7 separate regions of the Homo sapiens genome follow, and regions 1, 2, 3, 4, 5 and 7 are each linked to region 6. A link is a contact called in ENCODE Hi-C or POLR2A ChIA-PET data. All regions are on one chromosome and are shown on one strand. The core of a region is the stretch at or near the end of the contact, and the rest is flanking DNA. Distances in the headings are between cores, read along the strand shown. Region 1 has its middle 260 kb from the start of ZNF608. Region 2 overlaps ZNF608 (zinc finger protein 608). Region 3 overlaps ZNF608 (zinc finger protein 608). Region 4 has its middle 140 kb from the start of LINC01170. Region 5 holds the start of ZNF608 (zinc finger protein 608). Region 6 overlaps GRAMD2B (GRAM domain containing 2B). Region 7 has its middle 170 kb from the start of ZNF608.

Region 1 (2,700 bases), core at 194-2,693, 1.4 Mb after region 6:
TATTTGTGAAAATCCAAATTTCTTAAGTAATCTTTGTTGGATATAAACTGACAATGTGACCTTTCCCCTATGCATACTGTAAATGTATAACATGGTAGACAACTAAAGCTTCATTCTTTTGTCTTCTTTCATTATTCTTTCATGAATTGGAAATACATCTTCCAATTTTGTATCATGTTTCATATATAAAACATGACAAACCTTGTAATATATAACCTATATAATATATAACCTTGGAATATATAACCTATATTTTATATAATATTATAATATAAAATAGATATCACATAATTTTCCTACCAACTTAATTAGGCCTCCCAAAAGGATTACCTTAAATACACCAAAATGTGATTTGTTGATCATACTTGGGAGAACAGTTTTAAAACTCCCCGTATTGCCTTGGGCTTTCTTTGGATTTCTTGGGTCTGATTTTCACAATAAGTTACAATAGATATGCTGATGGGGGCCCGTGGAATAGGGAGCATCACTGGACAGATCCAGGCTAAGGAAAGCTTGCATTGCAAGTGGGTGATGCTGAACAACTCTCAGGGGGAAAAACAAGAAGAAAGCTAGAGAGGTTCACCAACTATAATTAGCTCCATTAAATCCCTTTAACTGAATTTCTAACATGCTGTTTAAAGAATGGAAACATTTATGGGAAAAGGTAGCACACCCCTTTTTGGTCACTGTTATTGGATGTAAAAAGCAAACTACATTTACAGGTCCCATGGCTATCAAATCTATTTTCTCAAAACAAAGTTTTCTTAGCATTGTTTGTTATCCAGGAAATTTCACAGCTTTAAGGGACCCAGACTTCAAAGTCAAGGAAGTGAATTTGGGGCATGGAAGACTGGGGGCACCGAGTGAAATTACCCATCAGCATTAAAAAATTACTAGATTTTTTTTTCTGGTCATTTGTTGACCGCAGAGTCAGAATAGCTACATATAATTTTGAAAGCATGCATGTATCTTTTTAAAGACGCATAGATATATTCATTCGCTTTATCATTTCATAAAAAATCTGGCCGATCAGACGAATACTGTTTATCAGTTGTTGATGGAAAGAACCTTCCTTTGCTAAACATTGTGTAGGAACAGCAGCATGACCCTTGGGTCATGGGATAACACTTGTGCACTCATGCTCACAGGGGCCTTTTTTTGTAAGTGGCACCTGCTGTGAGGCTCTCCTTATAAATACTGACTGCCTGCAGCAAATCACATATGTTTTAGGCACTAGAAAAACCGACAGGAAGTAATCACTAAACGAAAGACAGAAACAGTAAGGGGTATGTGGGGGGAGGGGGAGAAAAAAAGCCTCCAGTAACTGTTTGGGGGATGTTTGGAGGAATTAATTTAAAGTGTAGAGTATAAGTAGCCTTGCTGTGCTGCTCAATTTGGCCCAGACCTCAGCTCAGCTTAGCTGAGAAGGCACAGGGCATCTAAGGAGGATGGGACGTCGTTACCTAATATGAGTGGGGGCATCAGGCTGGAAAATCCCTTTCATTAGTTTTGGTAGTTTGAAGTCCTTAACAATTTTAGTTGTTCTTGTTATTTTGTGGCATTTGGGTTTTTCCATTGAACACCTTCCCCATGATTTTAAGTGTGAAAATAAATGCTTTTATTGTGGTGCAAACCTTCCTTATTAGCCAAAGACCACTTCCCTTTATGCTTCCAGGGGACTGCCCCCACCACCTGGTGTACTGAACGTTGGATGTTAAAAAAAAATCATGCTTGAGTTTATCTTGTTTTTACACCAGTTTATTTTGAGTGTATTTCAAAGCCATATAATAACATTATTTTATAGACTTCCAATTAAGTGCTAACAAAGAAAATATTTGTCTACTCTCCATTCCCCCAACAATTTCTGGACCTCATTTCAAAGAGATGCATGTTACCTGAATGTTAATTGCTTTTTTTTTTTCCCAGAGAAACCAAAGCATGTTGTTTGTTTTCAGAGGAGTATTTATATTTAATATGTTTACATTGAAGTCACATTTGCTCTCTTCCTTAAATGACTTCTCTAATAACTATTTTTAGCTTACAATCACATTAACAATCTGCCCCTAAAGAATTCCTCAGTCTTATTTTTTATAATTTTTATTTTAATATTTGACAGTTTCTTTGTAAAAAGGAAAGAGCATTTGAAATAATATTGGGTATTTTGCCAAGTCTGTCAAAGGAGTAACACTTCCACTTTCTCAGCTCCGTCTCATTAAAATTGTATTCTAATTCTGTCTTAACTTGGTCTCGGTGCTTCATAAGTCATTGCCTGCTCATTACTTGTAGTGTGGGAGATGAAATTTATTCAAACCTAATAGCTGAGATAAAGAATGGAAAGGCAGGCAGCTGGCAGAAATGAAATTAGCCTATTTTAGTACTTTTCCGGCTGGATTTTTGCACAGCCACCAGTTATGCCATGTGTCAGTTTGCATTTGTGACACTATCTATGTTTAGTTTATAGATTTCCGTTAGTATGATACTCTTAAAATGAAAATACAGGAGATTCTCCCCTTCCCCCCCCCACCCCGCCTTTTTTTTTTTTTTTTTTTTTTTTGTCTTTGGCATTGAAATGTCACTGAGTATCTGAGTTGATAAACGGGAAAACATGATTTTCTATAGTTTTCTATAATTATAGAATCATTAAAATTGCCCAAGAAAGATTAATTGTTTCATTGTGTTACAATTCATATTGGTATGTCT
Region 2 (2,700 bases), core at 197-2,696, 1.7 Mb after region 6:
AGAGCTGTGATTTCCCCTACGTAGTAGTGGAGTCTCTTTCTAATGCTTTTTAAATGAAGAGGTGACTATGGGCAATCTCATAAAACAGCCCAATACCAGGATATGGAGAAAACGTGAACATTAAGTAATCGTGCCCCAGCATTCTCATAGACTATAACAATATTGGCTCTGAGCAAAGTAAAACACCATTCCCCCTCTGGTTGTTGGTGATCCCGGGATTGAGGGGTTAATAGCAGGATCGGTGTGGATATTTTTGGCAATAGACGTGAGAAAGCTGTGGCAAGCTTCCCTGTCAGGGTTTAGACCTGATCCCAGGTAAAGGAGGGAATCTCTCTGCCTTCTGGAGGCTTGCTTCTCGGCAGTCCTGGGTTTCGCCTTCTCCTTCTACCTGGCAGCAGAGCCACCTGAATGTCTCTTTGTTGGGTCTGGGTGGAGCAGGAGTGCTCGAGGGAGCACTCTCCAGCCCTACCCTGGCCACCTATCCTCACTGGCTGTCGGTTTCCTGGTACTGAAAGCATCACTGACCAACACAGTGAAATGCCCCAGTGATGAAAAGCTGTCCCCACCAACACTCCAGCTTTGGATCCTTCCTTGCCCATCAGCACTCAGGAAGCCCTTGAAAGAAGGTGAACGGAGAAAATATTGCCAGGGTTTCCCTGCAGATTGCCCGCCCCCAACCCAGCCCTCTGATTACACACACTAAGTGCCGCTCTCTGTGTAAATAACCTTTTCTTCCCTGCCTCCCTTCAGCCTCCCTGCTCCCCCTCCCATGCTCTTAGGCTCTCTCGCGTGATAAATAGCCAGGCTACTGCTCAGCATGCACTAACACCTGGGAATAATCATGCAAAAATAACAGTGAGAGACTGCCGCGCGTCTGTTCTTGACATTAACTTTCCTCGGTTTGACAGGCTGCCACCACCAGCTGTTAGACTTATGGGTCTTTTTTTTCCAGTGGAGATGGCTGCTTTCCTGCTTTCCTCTTTTTTTGGGTTCTAATAGGTTACATCAGTGTCCTATCAAGATGACAGAAAAGAGCTTTGACAAAGAAACCATTGCTAAAACAGGCCAGTTCTCTATTCTGATATTTTATTCCAGTTGTTAGTATTATTAGACTAATAATCCCCCACTGATTTTTAAATGAGGAATATCTGATTAGAACTATATTAGTGTTTCTCCCCTCAGAAAGGGATTTGTTGTTGCCTCTTGTGAATTGCCTTTGAATGTAGCAAATACTAGCATTTGGTCCCATAGGGCCAAACCACCTATCGATTTCAGGTCTCAGATATATTTGTAATAATGATACTAATATTGACAATAGCAATAGCCCCTGTTTATTGAGTGCTACCTTCTACCAGGCCCTGAGCTAAAGTTATTTGTATGATCTTCTGTAGTAGTCACATGAGCCAGATGTTATTTCCGTTTTACAGATGAAGGCACTGATTCCCCAGAGCGATCAAACTACTTGCTTAAGGTTTTGTAGCTAACAGTAGAGCTGGATTCCAACCCCCAGTGAAGACAGATCCCTGCCCCACCCTGTCTTCCATTAACACGCTACTTTTTGCTCTCAGGCCACCATGAAAGTTCCTTTGGTTGTAGTTCTACAATTATCCTTGTAATTTTGCTATATTTGTATGATTATCTGACCAGTGTCACAGTCTTGCCCACTACACAGTCAGTCCAGAAGGGCAGGGACCTGGTCTGTTTGGGCCACTCTTGTTCTAGCAGGTTGCACGGTGCCTGGCAAATGGCAGGTGTGTAGTAATTATTGGGTGGATGTGTGATAAGAGTTGAGGTGAGCTGACTGTTAGGGCAGCAGTGCATGAGAAAAAGCTGCAACTAGAGATTAGGAGGAGGAGATTCTGTAGTAGTACGGGACTCATCAGGGCCTTCATGGTGATCCCATCATTGCCATAAAATTGTAAAATGGAGGTGGGTTAAGCCAGTTGACTGCTGCCAGATGTCAGTGTATGAAAGAAGCAGTATTTCCCCAGGCTGAGCTTCTCAAGGTTAAGCCCCCTTTCTTGTATTTTTAACATACTTTAATTGCACTTAACCATGCATTTGGAGGGGATTATAGATTTATGTTAAATATAGTAGGATATAAAAAGGAGCTTTGGAAGGTTGGGTGCAGGGTTAGGGAACTATAATATCAGACCAGGGACTTTTAAGCCAGTGTTTACTGACCTAAGCACTATGCTGAGCATTCACTTTGCACGGATTATCTCACTGAGTCTTCACTGCAACGCTTGTGGGGGTAATTGTTATTATTACTCCCATTTCTTAGAACTAGACACTGAGTCTTAGAGAAGAGAAGCGCGGTAACTTGCTCAGGGTTCCACACAGCAAGTACTGACAGGGTCAGCATTTGAACCCAATTCTGTCTGCTAACAGAACCAGAGGTTCAAGTCCTGGTATGCTGCCTCCTCACTGGAGGGAGTCCTTGTGGAAACTGTTGCCACCCTCTGCCTTAATGACCTTCATTGGCTGAAGAAATTATGGTTCAGTGTATGGATCACTGACCTGAGAAACCAGGGTGCAGTGGAGTTGATCTTTTGTATAAGGCAAAAATAACTACTGAAAATGCTTTAAAATCCTCCTTTACATATGATACATGTGACTTCACGTTTGACACTGAGATACACAAGAGAACTGAAACCTTTTGGGGGGAAATTCTTACCTAGCAGAAAGAATTGGCCACAC
Region 3 (2,700 bases), core at 134-2,633, 1.8 Mb after region 6:
TGTGTGTGTGTGTGTGTGTTTAGGGCTTATTCTGTGTATTTAGGGGGAAAATCCTTTCAGATTTTTTTTTTAAAAAAGGATTTCCATAGATTGTATACCAATGACCAAATGTACTTTTGAAAGAGATAAGTACAGTCAAGTAAGAAAGATTATCATGTTTTAAAATGCAGAGTAGAACAGCATTTTTCCATTGCTTTTGTTATTGCTTAAGGTTTCATTTTTTGTTGTCGTTGTATGTGGATTGGGTTTAGATGAACCAAAAACAAGTCTGTGTTCAGATTAACCTCTGGCAAACCAAGAATCGTAACTACCCTCCCATAAACAAACCCTGTTCCTAATGCCCTGAAAATAACACCAAACCCTAATAGGAATGCTCAACTGTCATCTGAGAGGTTATAATTAACGCAGATAGAGTGATGCCAACATATTCCAGCCGCTGACAGAGAAGATCTATCCAAACCAGCAATTTTTAGCCCTTCAGTCCTTTAATCTTTAAGCTCACTGTGCTTTCATAAAGTAGTACATTAACACCAGAGCAGTGTGTCTCTGGGGTTTATGACTGGGGTGGCGGCACACTAGGGCATAAAGTGTTTCATTACACTTCCTTTTGTTAGTACTGCCCTATCTCCCAAGCTCCATTGCCATACACTATTTGTTCAGATAAAGCCCTATGTTCAGGGTGACTAATCGCAGCACTGTGTTCCAGATGGTTTGATTACAGGATGTGTTTAAAGTGACTCTTCAAACATTCAGCCCAGCGGTAGGGCTCTTTAAAAAAAAAACATACTGCATTTTATGGTCATGTGACAACACTTACTTTTCCTGTCCTAGTGCTCTATATATACTTGGCACAGGTAATGGGAAAGTCCCTCTGATTTTTGGCTGGCAGGTATTTTATGAGCAACCTTAGTTGTACATTTTAAATTTTCCCAAATAATTATATTTGAAGAAGGATCTGTCTGAAGGTTATAAGCTCCGAGGCTGGAACAGCGAAGCTTGTGCTATACAAGATTCAGCCTTTACAAAGTACCAGTATTGAATACCACAGAGTGACGACAACATAATAATGGGGGGAGGGAGTCCTGAACAAAGAAATGGTGATAAATCATACCTTGCACAATAGTCACGTTGTGTAAAAATGGAGGGTAATATGATATCTGAAATATATGAATTTTATCCTGTACTCATGAAATCAGCATATTGTGACATTTTGTCACCAATGTTTCACTAGAAAAAAATATATAAAAGGAAAGAAATGTGTAAACTTTCTTTTTTAAAGGCATATGGCATGAATGGGTTACCATTTGGTGTTATTCGAATGAGGTTTCTGTTTTCTGCCTGGATGCACATCAAATGCATCCAGATGTGGTAGTCTGAGAGAGTTCAAAAAAACTTCTGTCTGATTCCAAACTCAGCATTTGCGATGCTTGGCAAAGACTTCTGTCCCGGGGATGAGGCACTTTAAAGACTCTGAAGCAGTCTTTAAACTCAATACAAACAGAATTATGTCAATCCACTGGGAAATCAGGCATTTGCCCCGTTCTTGAGGAAACAGCTTCACAAATACCAGAAATAATAATTCATAAACCACATTTATAACATCTTGGGAGCAAAGCCTCTCCACAGAGAATGTCTATCATCTATAAAACTAGTGGGAGATTATGCTTATTGAAAAAGTATGGTAGTAATAAAAGGAAGTCACTGAGTAGGATTCAGTCTAGACTCTCTCTCTCGTCAGTCCTCGTGTAGTTAGTTCCTAGGTGTTTAATGAATTCTCACTATTAGGTAGCCACTGTGCCGCCAGGGGTTGTGGGTGCAGACACTGCTCCTATTTTCAAGGAGTGTCATCTAGTTGGAAGAGTTAGGCATACTGTGTATACAAGCAGAGTAAAATATTATGGGGGCCATGTATTACGGTAGGACAAATAGCCTTAAGTTCAGACCTGGGAAGTTCTCCTTGTCATTCAGGGTCCCAGATGAAGGAGACTCTGCCACCTTTATCCTGAGGACTTCGAGATCACAATAGCCATTTCCATTGCAGCCAGACAGAAAGGGATGAGAGGTTCTTATGGGCCAGGCCTGGAAGTGGCCCACATTCATCAGTTCTCTCACTTGCTTTCTGTAGGACTCAGTCACATGGCTGCATCGGACTGATAGGGAGGCTGAGAAGGAGTCTAGTTGTGAGCTCAGAAAGGGGAGGGAAACATGGCTCGTACGTTTCCATCAGGGCAAGAACTGTGTATGCAGTGCTGTGGGGATCCAGGAGAGAATGGCTGTCTTTTGGCAGTGTGCCTGGTATGCGTGTGTCTAGGGCAAGGATTCACAGAAGTGAGAACCTTTGCATTTGTCTCCATTTGCTTCTAATTCATTAGGAACTTTAACTTTCCCTAGGGATTTGGACTAAGGCATCTTCAAGGTTTCTTTTAGGGGAATTAAAAATGTGACATGAAGAACGGTTGAAGAAACTTGTCTAGGCTGGAGAGTAAAGAAGACATAGAGGCTGGGTGTGGTGGGTCACACTGTAATCCCAGCATTTTGGGAGGCTGACGGGGGAGGATTGCTTGAGGCCAGGAGTTCAAGACCACCCTGGGCAACATACTGAGAGCCCATCTCATTAAAAAAAAATAGGAAAAAGACAGTGAGCAGGAGGTGGGGAGAATGCCAACATGGTCATTATCCTTGCCTGGATGAAAGGCTGTT
Region 4 (2,700 bases), core at 40-2,539, 1.9 Mb after region 6:
GACCTAAGTGCATAGACTCTAAAGAAATCATTAAGGCTGACTGGTCTTCTCACTGGCTGTGTTGGCTGGTTCAAGAGGTGCAGGATCTTTAGCTACTTCTGTTTGATCTGGGCCTGTTCCAGGGCTGGTTCCATATGGCAAGCTTATTTTGAGGAAATACACCAACCATATGATTTCACTGGGAAACTAGAGCCCCCATATTGTATTTCAAGATCTGCAGTACTACTGCTGAGAAAACATGCATTATGAAAGAAAACAGGATTTGGCGCCATTGTTTATATAAGTGATGCTTAGTAAAATCCATGTTAGAGGAATACCAATGTCATGGGCCATGTACAAATTTTTTGATGTTTTCCCTTCTGTGTATTTCATGGTCTTGCTTTTTGTTCCATTAAAAAAAGTCTAGGGCATATGAAAATGCTTAAGTAACCACACATTGCGGCCCGTGATGGCTTGGTTTTGATGAATGATGTGGGATTGCGCAGCTCATTGCAAAGTAATGCTTTTAACTTAAATCAAATCAGTTTTAAGTGAATATGTTTTGCACATTTATGCTCCAGAGTTTGAAAAAACTTTCTTCCTAGAAAACAGCACTTCTTCAGACACTCCCACCAGTGGGGGGTTGTGGGGGTCGCCTCTCTGGCTCAGTTAAGGAGAGTGTTTACTTGCTTTGTCTTCAAACTGCTACAAGTTTAGGGCCCACAGGGCTGCTGTCTTCTTAATGAAGCGGTTAATGATGTGTGAATTATAGATCCTGACAACCCCTTTAATAAAAACAACAGGACTGCATCCACAGTATAGTGTGGCTGCTAAGTAATGACAGACTGTCTGCTTAACATAATGCAGTGTCTTTAAGTAAAGCGCCATTCTTGCATGGCGGCATTGAAAATTCCTGGTCAGTGCAGAGAAGAACAAGTGTCCTGAAGAACACGTTGATGCACAGGACACTTCTCTTCCATTCAACTGGGGCTTGGAGTGCAGGAGCCAGAGAGGTTTTAGAGACATAGCAGAATCACGAACAAGCAGCTGTTTAATACTCTTTGCTTTGTCGCCTTTGCTTTCCTGTGAGGTGCCCCTGATAGCAAAGGGCTGTATGATGGATGTTTTAATAGTCTAAAAGTTGCCCTCTTCTCCCCCTCCTCCCCACTGGAGCACAGGAATGCTGGCTTTCCAGTTGATTTCAAAGAACTAATTGTCTGCTCTGAATACCTACTGATGCTTGGATAGGATAATATGCGCGCCTGGACTTAGCCAGACAAGCCGTGCAGAGGCCCAGCTGTGGAGCCAGGCACATTCTGGTTGCTGACCTGGACAGTCAGAATGCATGAAAGCCTGGCTTGTGAGGAGCTGAAACACAAACCCAAACCTAAACAAAGCCTTTTCTCTATTTAATTTGGTGGCCACTTTTAAGAAAAAGTGAATTCACTTTCAATCCCTCTATAGGCACTGAATGTGGATTCACAGGCCAAAGTCCAATCTCTTTATCATTATCCCTGGGATGAGAAAATCCAAGTCTGCCTTGTTTAGGCAGGGGTAGTTTTCCTTTAAACAGTTCAAGGAACTGTTTGTCTAACCCTCACCATTTGAGGTGACAGATAGCAAAGCAAAGCAAAGAGAATGGCATGCATTCACAAGCGCACACAAACCTTTCCGTTTGTTCCCAGAGCTCAGAGACCAGCCCAGCAACGAAATCACTGCACTGCTGAAAGGGCATTGCCATGCAAATGAGGCCCGGGGCACCCTGCTTGGCTTCAGAAAAGCCCTGCCTGCCCCGCTGGGAAAGGCTGCCTGATGGGACAGGGGCTCGCTATGCCTTCTTCTGAGGTTCTCTCAAGCTGGAAAAGCACCTCAAGGGGAAGGGCCAGGATGAGCCCAGGTGAAGCTGAGCTTTGGGGAAGGGGAGGGGAGGAGATTGAGTATCAGGCAAGTCATTGCAGTTAAAGGGTGACCAACTGTCCTGAAGACTGAGGGGAGATTTGGGATCCAGGATTTCTCAAACTGGGACAAGTTGGTCACCCTAGTTAAGAATGATTTGCTACCCCTAACTTTCTCAGCTAGAAGGCAAACAGGAATCATTGTCCATTGTGGAAACGATAAAATCCACCGTGAATCTTGTTAAAAGCTGGACATGGTTGCTCACGCCTGTAATCCCAGCCCTTTGGGAGGCCGAGGCAGAAGGATCACTTAAGGCCAGGAGTTCGAGACCAGACTGGGCAACATAGCAAGACCCTGTCTCTACAAAAATTTTAAGATTAGCTGGGTGTGGTGGTACACATCTGTAGTCCCAGTTACTCGGGAGATTGAGGTGGGAGGATTGCTTGAGCCCAGGAGGTCAAGGCTGCAGTGAGCTGTGTTTGTGCCATTGCACTCCAGCATGGATGACAAAGTAAGACCCTGTCTCAAAAAAAAAAAAAAAAGAAAAAAAAAAAAGCCGGGTGTGGGTGGCTCATGCCTGTAATCCTAATCCTAGCACTTTGGGAGGCTGAGGTGGGTGGATCACCTGAGGTCAGGAGTTCAAGACCAGCCTGGCCAACAGGACGAAACCCCATCTCTACTAAAAAATGCAAAAATTAGCCAGGTGTGGTGGCACACACCTGTAATCCCAGCTAACTGGGAGGCTGAGGCAGGAGAATTGCTTGAACCCAGGAGGTGGAGGTTGCAGTGAGCCGAGATCGAGTCACTGCACTTGAGCCTGGGCAA
Region 5 (2,700 bases), core at 29-2,528, 1.7 Mb after region 6:
AAAGGTTTTTCTTTGTTTAATACATGAAGTGGGGGTCCCTAAAATCCAAGTAGCTCGGAGATACCCTTCTCCCTCCCCCAGGCGTCCCCGTCCCTGGCCCCTTGGGAAAGCCGACAAATTGGAGATAAGTTGAGGAAAGGTTTATAAAGTGTTTCTTTAAAACATCTGCTTTGCTCTTGTGCTCATTACATTTCGCTCCTTCCGAACTTCGGAGATCCTAGATCTCCGAGAAATGTTTCACATTCATAACTTGTAGCTTCGCCCACTGCGGGGGGGCGGGGGGAGGAGGTTGGGGGAGTGTGTGCAGGGGGAGGGGAGAGACTTTCAGCTTTTTTTTTTTTAAAGACCAGATCAGTATTTTCTTGATACGCTTGTCACCATTTTTGTTCTCACGACAACCAATTGAGCCCTTGATCCTCACGTGATGTGAAAGGCTTGCACTGTAACAAAATCGCTCCTTTTAGATGGTTGGTTGTTACTAACTCGCCCATCCCCCTCTCCCAGCCCCGACATTTCCAGCAAAGCGACTCTCCACTTCCAATCCATCAACAATTCATTACTGCTTTTAGCTTCCAAACGCCAGCTAATTAAAAATACTAAGCCAAGCTCCGGGGCCATCTGACTAAACACAGGAGGGGCTGGGCGAAGGGAGAGGAGAGAAAAAATAAATAAAAGGGAGACACACCGTTTGCTGCGAGTATAAGAGGGAAAAACTCCCGAAAAGGGTCGCCTTAAAAAAAAAAAAAAAGAAAACAAAAACCTTATTTTGACTCTAATTATCGAATTACCACATGACTGGCTGACCTGAGCGACAGAGGATTCCACTCCCCTCGGGAGCTATACTAGGAACTCAGTTCCTTTTTCTTAAAACAACATAAGACAGGAAAACATCACATCCTTTAGGTTTCGAAGACTGAGCCCATTTTAAACGCCGTTATTTTCCCCACCCCACCGCCCCAAGCCCCCCGCCCCCCGCCCCGAGCGAATGCTGTTATAACTGGTTTATCAGCTCACTGAATCATCTGCTGTCTCCTCCTCCACACCTTTCTTTTTCTCCTCTTGCCCAGTTTCTCATCCCACCCTTTCTTCTCCTCCTCCTCCCTCTACTCCCCCCCTCCTTTTCTCTTAAGTTAGTTCAAGAAATCAAATCTGTCAGGACGGGCGGAAAAATGCCACTTCCCGACTAACAGGCGGAATCCAGCCCAGATTTTCAGTCCTTTCTTCTTATTCTTTCTTCCCTTTCACTAATTTATCCCGATGTTAGCACATTCTGTCTCGTTACTAGCGGACGCCTGTAGGTTTGCTACATGGGATCATTACTGATCACGGTGACTCTGAAGTCTGGAACTGAAGGCGGAATGAGAAGTTGGGAAAACTTTTTTCTCTAAACTCTCTGTTTTTTAAAAAACTATTATTCTCGATGCTTGTTAAGAGGAAAAAAAAACCTTTGGTGCTTCTGTTGTGAATGTGAAACATTATTTTCCAGCTGTACAGTGACACATTTTTTTTAAGGAGAAAAGGACTGATTCGTTTGCCAAAAGGGGGGTGGGGAGGTGGAATAATGTTATCGAGTGATTATTCTGGCTGAGATGTGTTATTTGGTTTCTTCCTTCTTGATCATTTGGTGTTTAAGTAAAATGAGGCACAGGCTTGTTTGCCGAGTGGAGTGGGAAAGGCATTTTGATTTGCTGGCCTAATTAAAAAATGATAAAGGATTAAAAGGTAAGCAATGTCTGTGTGTGTGTATGTGTGTGTGTATGTATATTTATTTATTTTTTTCTTGACAATCAACTGTTAAAAAGGGGCTGATCCCTTTAAAAACCGTTTTAACTGCTCTTTGTCAAACACACTCATTTGCGGTCATTGAGGCCACCTTGGCGCAGATCACTTAAAGTGTATGTCTTAATCAGTTTTCTGTACAGTCAGTAGCACCGTATTTAAGAGAGTGAGCAATTCTCTGACCTAGGAATATGGTAGAATTGTTTAAATGTATTTTTTTCTCAAAAGGCAGGTATTTAACTTTTTATATAACACTGTCTTTTCTAGAGAGAAATGCTCTTAAAAGACATGCATATTTCAAAAAAGAAATTGTAGAAGCTGTTTGGGAAAAGAGGATAGGAGGGAGGTATGTGTGTGTGTTGGGGGCAGTTATTGGTTGTTTTTTCTGTTCCTTACTAGGAACAAAAAACAGATTGCCCAGACAATTTGTAAAAAGAAGTACTGAAACCTAAATTAGAAATAAGGAAAATTTAGCAACATTCTATTCTGAAAACTAGCCTCAGAACTTCCAGGGTCTGGTCTTCTAAATTGCAAGATCTAGGACATGTTTAGGGATGTTTAAAGCTGTGTTCTTCCTTCTTGTCTGAGTGTTCAGGCTGTGTTTCTGGGGTTGAGATATCACATGTGCCAGACTGAAATCCTAAACTTTAAAAAAGAACACAAAAACCTTTCTGGACTTGAATCAGATCCTTAAGATAATTTAATGCTTTTAAAAAGGTGATTATCCTTGTGTTGTTGATAAAGGGATTTTCTTTTTAGCTACCGTAAGATGCTTACTGTCATAGGTTTATTTTTCGGGTTTGGTTATTTTCCTTTAAACCTGATATTGGACTGTGAGGACAATACATGAGCCACCTTACTCTCCATCCTTCCCTGTCCCCTTTACTGATTCCCCAATACTAATCGTTTTTTATTCTGGTA
Region 6 (2,700 bases), core at 9-2,508:
AAGCCGAGATCATGCCACACTGTGCTCCAAACTGGGCAACAGAGTGAGACTATTTTTTAAAAAAAAAAAAAATTATAAATGGGCTACTGTTTACTTGTCTTTGCCCTGCTTTGACCATATGCCTCTGGAGGGCAGGATCCTGGTCTTTTCACATCTCTGTATCCCCACAAAAAGGTTCAATTCATTTACCTTAAGGACTTCATGTTCCTTAAATCAGCTCTAAAGGCCAGGCTTTCTGATCTCTTTCTTTTTTTTTTTTTTTCTTTTTTTGAGACGGAGTCTTGCTCTGTCGCCCAGGCTGGAGTGCAGTGGCACGATCTCGGCTCACTGCAAGCTCCGCCTCCCGGGTTCACGCCATTCTCCTGCCTCAGCCTCCTGAGTAGCTGGGACTACAGGCGCCCGCCACCACGCCCGGCTAATTTTTTGTATTTTTTTAGTAGAGACGGGGTTTCACCGTGTTATCGAGGATGGTCTCAATCTTCTGACCTCATGATCTGCCCGCCTTGGCCTCCCAAAGTGCTGGGATTACAGGCGTGAGCCACTGCGCCCGGCCTAGGCTTTCTGATTTCTAGCCCAGGGCCCATTTTGGCTACACCAGACAGTATAAATAGCAATAGGAATGGATGTACTTCACTTGGAATTCCTGGGCTTGGGAAAACTGGCATGGGAAAGGCCAGGAGTTTTCTGCTGGGGTTTGGATCCTCTTCTGGAACAACCCCCCATAATTCAGTAGACTAAAGTACTGAGGGTGCTTTTGGTGAGGCAACCGCCTGCCCTTCCAATTCCTTCAGACAAAGATTAGACAGATGGATCCTGTGAAGGTTATGGCGAAAGAAGGAACATTTCCATCGAGGGAGCTTTACCATTTCTTCCCACGAAACTAGGTGAAAGGTAGTGGAGTCTGCCTAGTTACTGAGGCCAAATGATCTCATAATTACTGCTGGGAGGGGCCGTCATGCCTTAGTTTGCTTTACTTTGCTAGAGTGTAAAGGGTAATGCTTAGATATTAGATTCCAAGAAACGGAAAGGAAAGAGGATTGCTTTCCTTCATTTTATGCCTTCTTGGAAATGGAGAAGTTTCCAGGAGAAGAATCTGTATTCCATGGTCTGTGGCTTCCTAAGAGTAGCTCAAGTCCCAGTTTCTGGGAGTGGCATCTTCATAAGGATGTTTATCATATTTCAGTGTCTTAGTAAGGGCCCCAGTTTCCTCGCCTCCACACCAAATCCTCCTCCCTCAGCCTGTGTCACAGAGCTGCTCTCCGTCACACCTTACTCAAATTGAGAACACATAGGTTTTTTTTTTTTTTTTTTTTAATTTTTAAAAGCTTGGGGAATGTAAACATTTTCTACATGACTAATGAAGCTAGGCATTGTAGATAAGAGAAGCAGTGAATGTTTTAAAATCAGTCACGGTTACTGCTGGATTTTATTAGAAACACTCAGACTGGTCTAGTTTTGGGGGGTTAATATGAAATTTATAGCACAGCTGAGTAAATAAGGGTATCCACTTATTTTCAGAAATGATTTTTGAAGTTTAAACCACTTACTATGAACATTTTATAACATAGAAAACAGGTACAAAGTAGATAGAATAGTATAAACAAGGCAATCTTGTTTCATCTATATACCTGTAGCCCACCACTCCTACCTCCTACTGGTTTTGAGACAAATCCCAGACCACACTATCTTTTCATCTGTAACTATTGCAGTGTATAACTCTACAAGATAAAGATTCTTTGAAAAAATAAACACAATACCAATATCAAACCTTAAGGCTAAAAATTGTAATTGATTTTTAAAAAAATGAGTGAAATATGGCTGTTTTTCAGGGAAACTATTAGCACAATGTAGTAGTATTTAGGATTGGAGTGGACTAAAGCATCTCTAGGCACACTGTTGGGTATCTGGTTACCCAGTAGGGGACTTGGGAGAGTTCCTGTTCTCACACTAGTCCACATGGCTCTTGCTAGCACAGCAGTAGGAGCTGCCTACTTTGACATCACCAGGTACCAGGACCCCTTTTCTCTTGCCCTTCCTGCTCTGGCTATACTGGAGAGAGGAAGAAATGGAAATGCCATTCCCCAATCTCAACACCTGAGTCAGATTCGGCTCTCTTGAAGCTGAAGAAGAGAGATTCCCAATGACACGAATCAGCATGAAAGGAATTATGGTTGTGAACAGAATGTATCAAAGTGGGTGGTGTCCATGACTCTAGGTGGGATGATGGAGTCACTCTGCATCCTGTCTGTGCCTCAGGCTGCAGCTGCTTCTCTTTAATCTGCCCTCCCACCCCCTCCTCACCCCCCACTCCCCACCACATACCCAAGAGACAGTGAGAGAAACCTGAGCAGCAGCAGACATGGGGTGATGTGATATCCAGGCTGCCCACTTCCTCTGGCCCGTCAATACTTTGTGTCAGCAAGTCCTCAGGCTGTGCTGGCCCTCAAGATTGTCTGGATTTTTCATATGAAAAAAAGCTCAACATCACTGATCATTAGAGAAATACAAATCAAAACCACAATGAGATACCATCTCACACCAGTGAATGGCGATTATTAAAAAGTGAAGAAAAAACAGATGCTGGCAAGGCTGCAGAGAAAAAGGAACACTTTTACATTGTTGGTGGGAGTGTAAATTAGTTCAATTATTGTGGAAGAGAGTGTGGCAATTCCTTAAAGACCCAGAGGCAAAAATACCATT
Region 7 (2,700 bases), core at 73-2,572, 1.5 Mb after region 6:
CATATTTAATTTCCTTGGCCTTCCTCCCCGTTCCTCCCGGTACGGTGCTCCTGGGTATGGCATGACTAAATGTGTGATTTACACGTTTCAGAGAAACATTCCCACACTTGAATGCTGTAGCATGACAAAGGAAAGGGAGGGGCTGAGAGAGAGGTGTTGAACCTATTGTAGACATTTTAATTTACAATTCTCTTTTTATGGGCTTTAAAAAGATGAATGACTTGCACTCACTTATCAGTTTATGTTTCATTTCTCAGTTCTTTCTAATAAGTACTGGTCTGCATGTAAGTGCCTTTGGCTCACTCATTTGAGGCTGACCCTTTTGAAGACATAGATATTCTAACATACTAAGAAGAAAAGGAAGATGAATTCCAATGTATATCCAGTGTGCAAAGAACTCTTCTGTGAACAACATAAAGGCCAAAATACATGGCTTACCTTTACTTTGAATATGTCAAATGATGCGGGATGTTTTGTGGAAATATACATCCTGTGTTTTTCCCCGAGGTCATCTAGTTACAATCTGATGTTTTGTTGCTTTAGCTAATCTGGTAAATCCTAACAATGCTTTCATTATCTATTTTAATGGTGGCATCTTAGTATAAAATTAACTTTCCTTTCAGACAAGCAAGATATGCCTGTGGCACCTACTGAATTCGTCAATATCCAGTCACAGGATGTATGAATGTAACTTGAAGATACAGAATCAGTCACTTACAAGAGTAGTTTAAGTTAAATCATGATACAGGAAAAACAGGTTATCACATCCAGACGAGTGCCACTGGGCCAAATTCTTAGAAAATGCATTTACCTTGTATTTGAAGAGATTCCAAACTTTGAAAAATTAATACATCAGTAAACCAAATAGAAATGTAGCCTCTTTATAATACAAGCGTCTTTCCCTGGGTGTCATTCATGTAATTTCAGTTTACTGTGAGCACTCCGGCTGCAGCTGGGGTCACTTGGTCTGGGGAAGAACCGTATCTGGGTCAGTGTATGTAGTTTTGTCTCTAGCGGCGACTATGGTCTCGTTTCAAAGTGAATACATTCATCTGGATCAACAATGCCCTGGGGAATAAACGCTTAAATGTATTCAACCTTAGGAAGAGCTGAAAACATCAATACCTTCATAAAGCCACTTTGATTTGTATTGACTATGGTTGTGCTGCTAATTCATATACATCATTGTTTACTTCACAGAGCTTTTAACATGACTTTTGATTTATAGAAAAAAGTGATTCAATTTCTACCAAGAAGTGGTGAGCTCAGACCTCCCCCAGATTCTTACTTTCTCTCTGATGTGACAAAATTGAAAGAGGAACTATCTTGTCACAGCATAAATAAATTGCTGTCAAACAGCTTATGTGCACTTTTCTTTTAACTTTCATGGTCACAGGTAATAGCAAAGTAGAACGTCCAGATTAAGGGGAATCAATTATCTAAGCATGTTATTAATGTGTTCACAGCAAAAACCATTGATTAACACTGGAGCAAAGACTGTGAGCTAGATGCACTTTCTACTTAGAAGATCTGTGTTAGGCAAAGAAGAAAATTCAACGTACACAGCCATATTCTGCCATTTGTTTAGTGACAAGCCCTAAAAGGTTTTGTTTACAGAAACCACTTGGGCAGACTGCAAAGCTCCACAAATAATGGAACCTGCCTTTAGTAAGAGTTTTAGTTTTGTTTATTTGTTTGATGCTATGTCAAATGGAGAGGAAAAATTCTTTTCTAGCAGCTTATTTATTTCTAAGCCATGAAAATAAATGGCTTTAAAACAAGCTAAATGGACTGAAGTGACTAGAACTGGATTTTGTGGTTTATTGATTAGTTCCCAAACTTATATGAGAATTGAAATATCTTGGATTTTCATGTGTTGAAGTCTTATCCAGAAGTGCAGTAGAGCAAAGATGTTCATTTTGTCAAGAAAAATGTTCGTTGCTCAAGAAGTTGCAGGAAAATAATATTTAAGCAGACACAGAATTGAGAATATAAGAAGACAAAATGAGAATATGATAGCTGGTGTCACTTCTTGGCTATGCATAGACCTGAAAGCACAACATATCTATGGCCCAAGAAAAATTCACAGTTCTGATGCAGACAAACTTAGAAAGCCTCGAGACAGCCCAGACTCGTCAGCATCTCACAGTTAATTAAAGAAGTGAGTGAAGGCATCAAGGCTTGCTCCCTTCTGCCTGAATAATTCACTGCCTGTATCCATTATTAAAACCCGTTACTTCACCACAATGATTCCCAGCTCGAGATGGATTGGTCTCAAAACCGGGAGATAAATTGTAACAAGGCCTACAGCTATATTAATAAATTGAAATGAACATTTATTTGCTCATCTAATTAGAACTGTAGTTTTTCCAAATAGTGTAGTAATGCATTACCTTGACAGGCAGCACTACCTACCTTGTGTGAGATAAAATGAACAGGAGGGCTTTGCCCCAGATTTGGGGTTTCTCTGCATAAAAAGTTCTTTGGTCGCTGCTGTTCCTTTTAAACCATTCATTCTGCCACTATGCTCTGCTGATTCTATCTCTCCAGGATTGATGGGAGCTTAGCTTTTGAGGTACTTCATCAGAGGGCTGCAAAGAAATGTGCATATAGAACATGCATTCTTCTTTTGTCCTGTCTCTTTTTAAAGTGTTGCAGAGGAAAAAAAAAAAAAAAGAATTTAAAGATTTTCTTCACCCC

The links. A loop is a pair of places that touch in the nucleus more often than their neighbours do. ChIA-PET counts read pairs that join two places held with the same protein, here RNA polymerase II (POLR2A). Pooled maps may share reads with other maps.
Region 1: a map with no recorded cell type shows a loop between it and region 6 (4-fold over the local background). The contact joins two enhancer-like sites. A Hi-C loop is called at or near these places in 3 of 37 single-sample maps with no recorded cell type and 2 of 50 pooled maps.
Region 2: a loop to region 6 is called in a map with no recorded cell type, with 5 times the contacts of the local background. The contact joins two enhancer-like sites. A Hi-C loop is called at or near these places in 2 of 37 single-sample maps with no recorded cell type and 2 of 50 pooled maps.
Region 3: a loop to region 6 is called in a map with no recorded cell type, with 5 times the contacts of the local background. The contact joins two enhancer-like sites. A Hi-C loop is called at or near these places in 5 of 37 single-sample maps with no recorded cell type and 8 of 50 pooled maps. POLR2A ChIA-PET finds 5 or more read pairs at or near these places in 1 of 52 experiments (activated CD4-positive, alpha-beta T cell).
Region 4: a loop to region 6 is called in a pooled map, with 12 times the contacts of the local background. The contact joins two enhancer-like sites. A Hi-C loop is called at or near these places in 1 of 37 single-sample maps with no recorded cell type and 6 of 50 pooled maps. POLR2A ChIA-PET finds 5 or more read pairs at or near these places in 1 of 52 experiments (activated CD4-positive, alpha-beta T cell).
Region 5: a pooled map shows a loop between it and region 6 (4-fold over the local background). The contact joins the promoter of ZNF608 here to the enhancer-like site in region 6. A Hi-C loop is called at or near these places in 3 of 37 single-sample maps with no recorded cell type and 3 of 50 pooled maps.
Region 7: a loop to region 6 is called in a pooled map, with 3 times the contacts of the local background. The contact joins two enhancer-like sites. A Hi-C loop is called at or near these places in 3 of 37 single-sample maps with no recorded cell type and 6 of 50 pooled maps.

Annotation. Positions count from the first base shown.
Region 1 is chr5:125,005,059-125,007,758 of GRCh38, reverse strand. No RefSeq gene overlaps it. Among named protein-coding and RNA genes, the nearest start is that of ZNF608, 260 kb to the right of the region's middle. RefSeq lists a silencer at 1,138-1,187. Within about 2 kb of position 1,443, at least 3 of the 41 ENCODE cell types and tissues checked have a DNase peak (open chromatin) inside an H3K27ac peak, as active enhancers do.
Region 2 is chr5:124,704,982-124,707,681 of GRCh38, reverse strand. All of the region lies in intron 2 of ZNF608 (zinc finger protein 608), which reads left to right. Among named protein-coding and RNA genes, the nearest start is that of ZNF608, 40 kb to the left of the region's middle. Within about 2 kb of position 1,446, at least 9 of the 41 ENCODE cell types and tissues checked have a DNase peak (open chromatin) inside an H3K27ac peak, as active enhancers do.
Region 3 is chr5:124,654,119-124,656,818 of GRCh38, reverse strand. All of the region lies in intron 3 of ZNF608 (zinc finger protein 608), which reads left to right. Among named protein-coding and RNA genes, the nearest start is that of ZNF608, 91 kb to the left of the region's middle. Within about 2 kb of position 1,383, at least 19 of the 41 ENCODE cell types and tissues checked have a DNase peak (open chromatin) inside an H3K27ac peak, as active enhancers do.
Region 4 is chr5:124,580,205-124,582,904 of GRCh38, reverse strand. No RefSeq gene overlaps it. Among named protein-coding and RNA genes, the nearest start is that of LINC01170, 140 kb to the right of the region's middle. Within about 2 kb of position 1,289, at least 4 of the 41 ENCODE cell types and tissues checked have a DNase peak (open chromatin) inside an H3K27ac peak, as active enhancers do.
Region 5 is chr5:124,745,217-124,747,916 of GRCh38, reverse strand. It overlaps ZNF608 (zinc finger protein 608), which reads left to right and starts at 1,278. Exons shown (of 10, transcript NM_020747.3): 1 at 1,278-1,722. RefSeq lists enhancers at 1-38, 166-345, 39-1,037.
Region 6 is chr5:126,445,234-126,447,933 of GRCh38, reverse strand. All of the region lies in intron 1 of GRAMD2B (GRAM domain containing 2B), which reads right to left. Among named protein-coding and RNA genes, the nearest start is that of GRAMD2B, 23 kb to the right of the region's middle. RefSeq lists an enhancer at 1,909-2,700. Within about 2 kb of position 1,258, at least 10 of the 41 ENCODE cell types and tissues checked have a DNase peak (open chromatin) inside an H3K27ac peak, as active enhancers do.
Region 7 is chr5:124,919,838-124,922,537 of GRCh38, reverse strand. No RefSeq gene overlaps it. Among named protein-coding and RNA genes, the nearest start is that of ZNF608, 170 kb to the right of the region's middle. RefSeq lists an enhancer at 1,033-1,122. Within about 2 kb of position 1,322, at least 3 of the 41 ENCODE cell types and tissues checked have a DNase peak (open chromatin) inside an H3K27ac peak, as active enhancers do.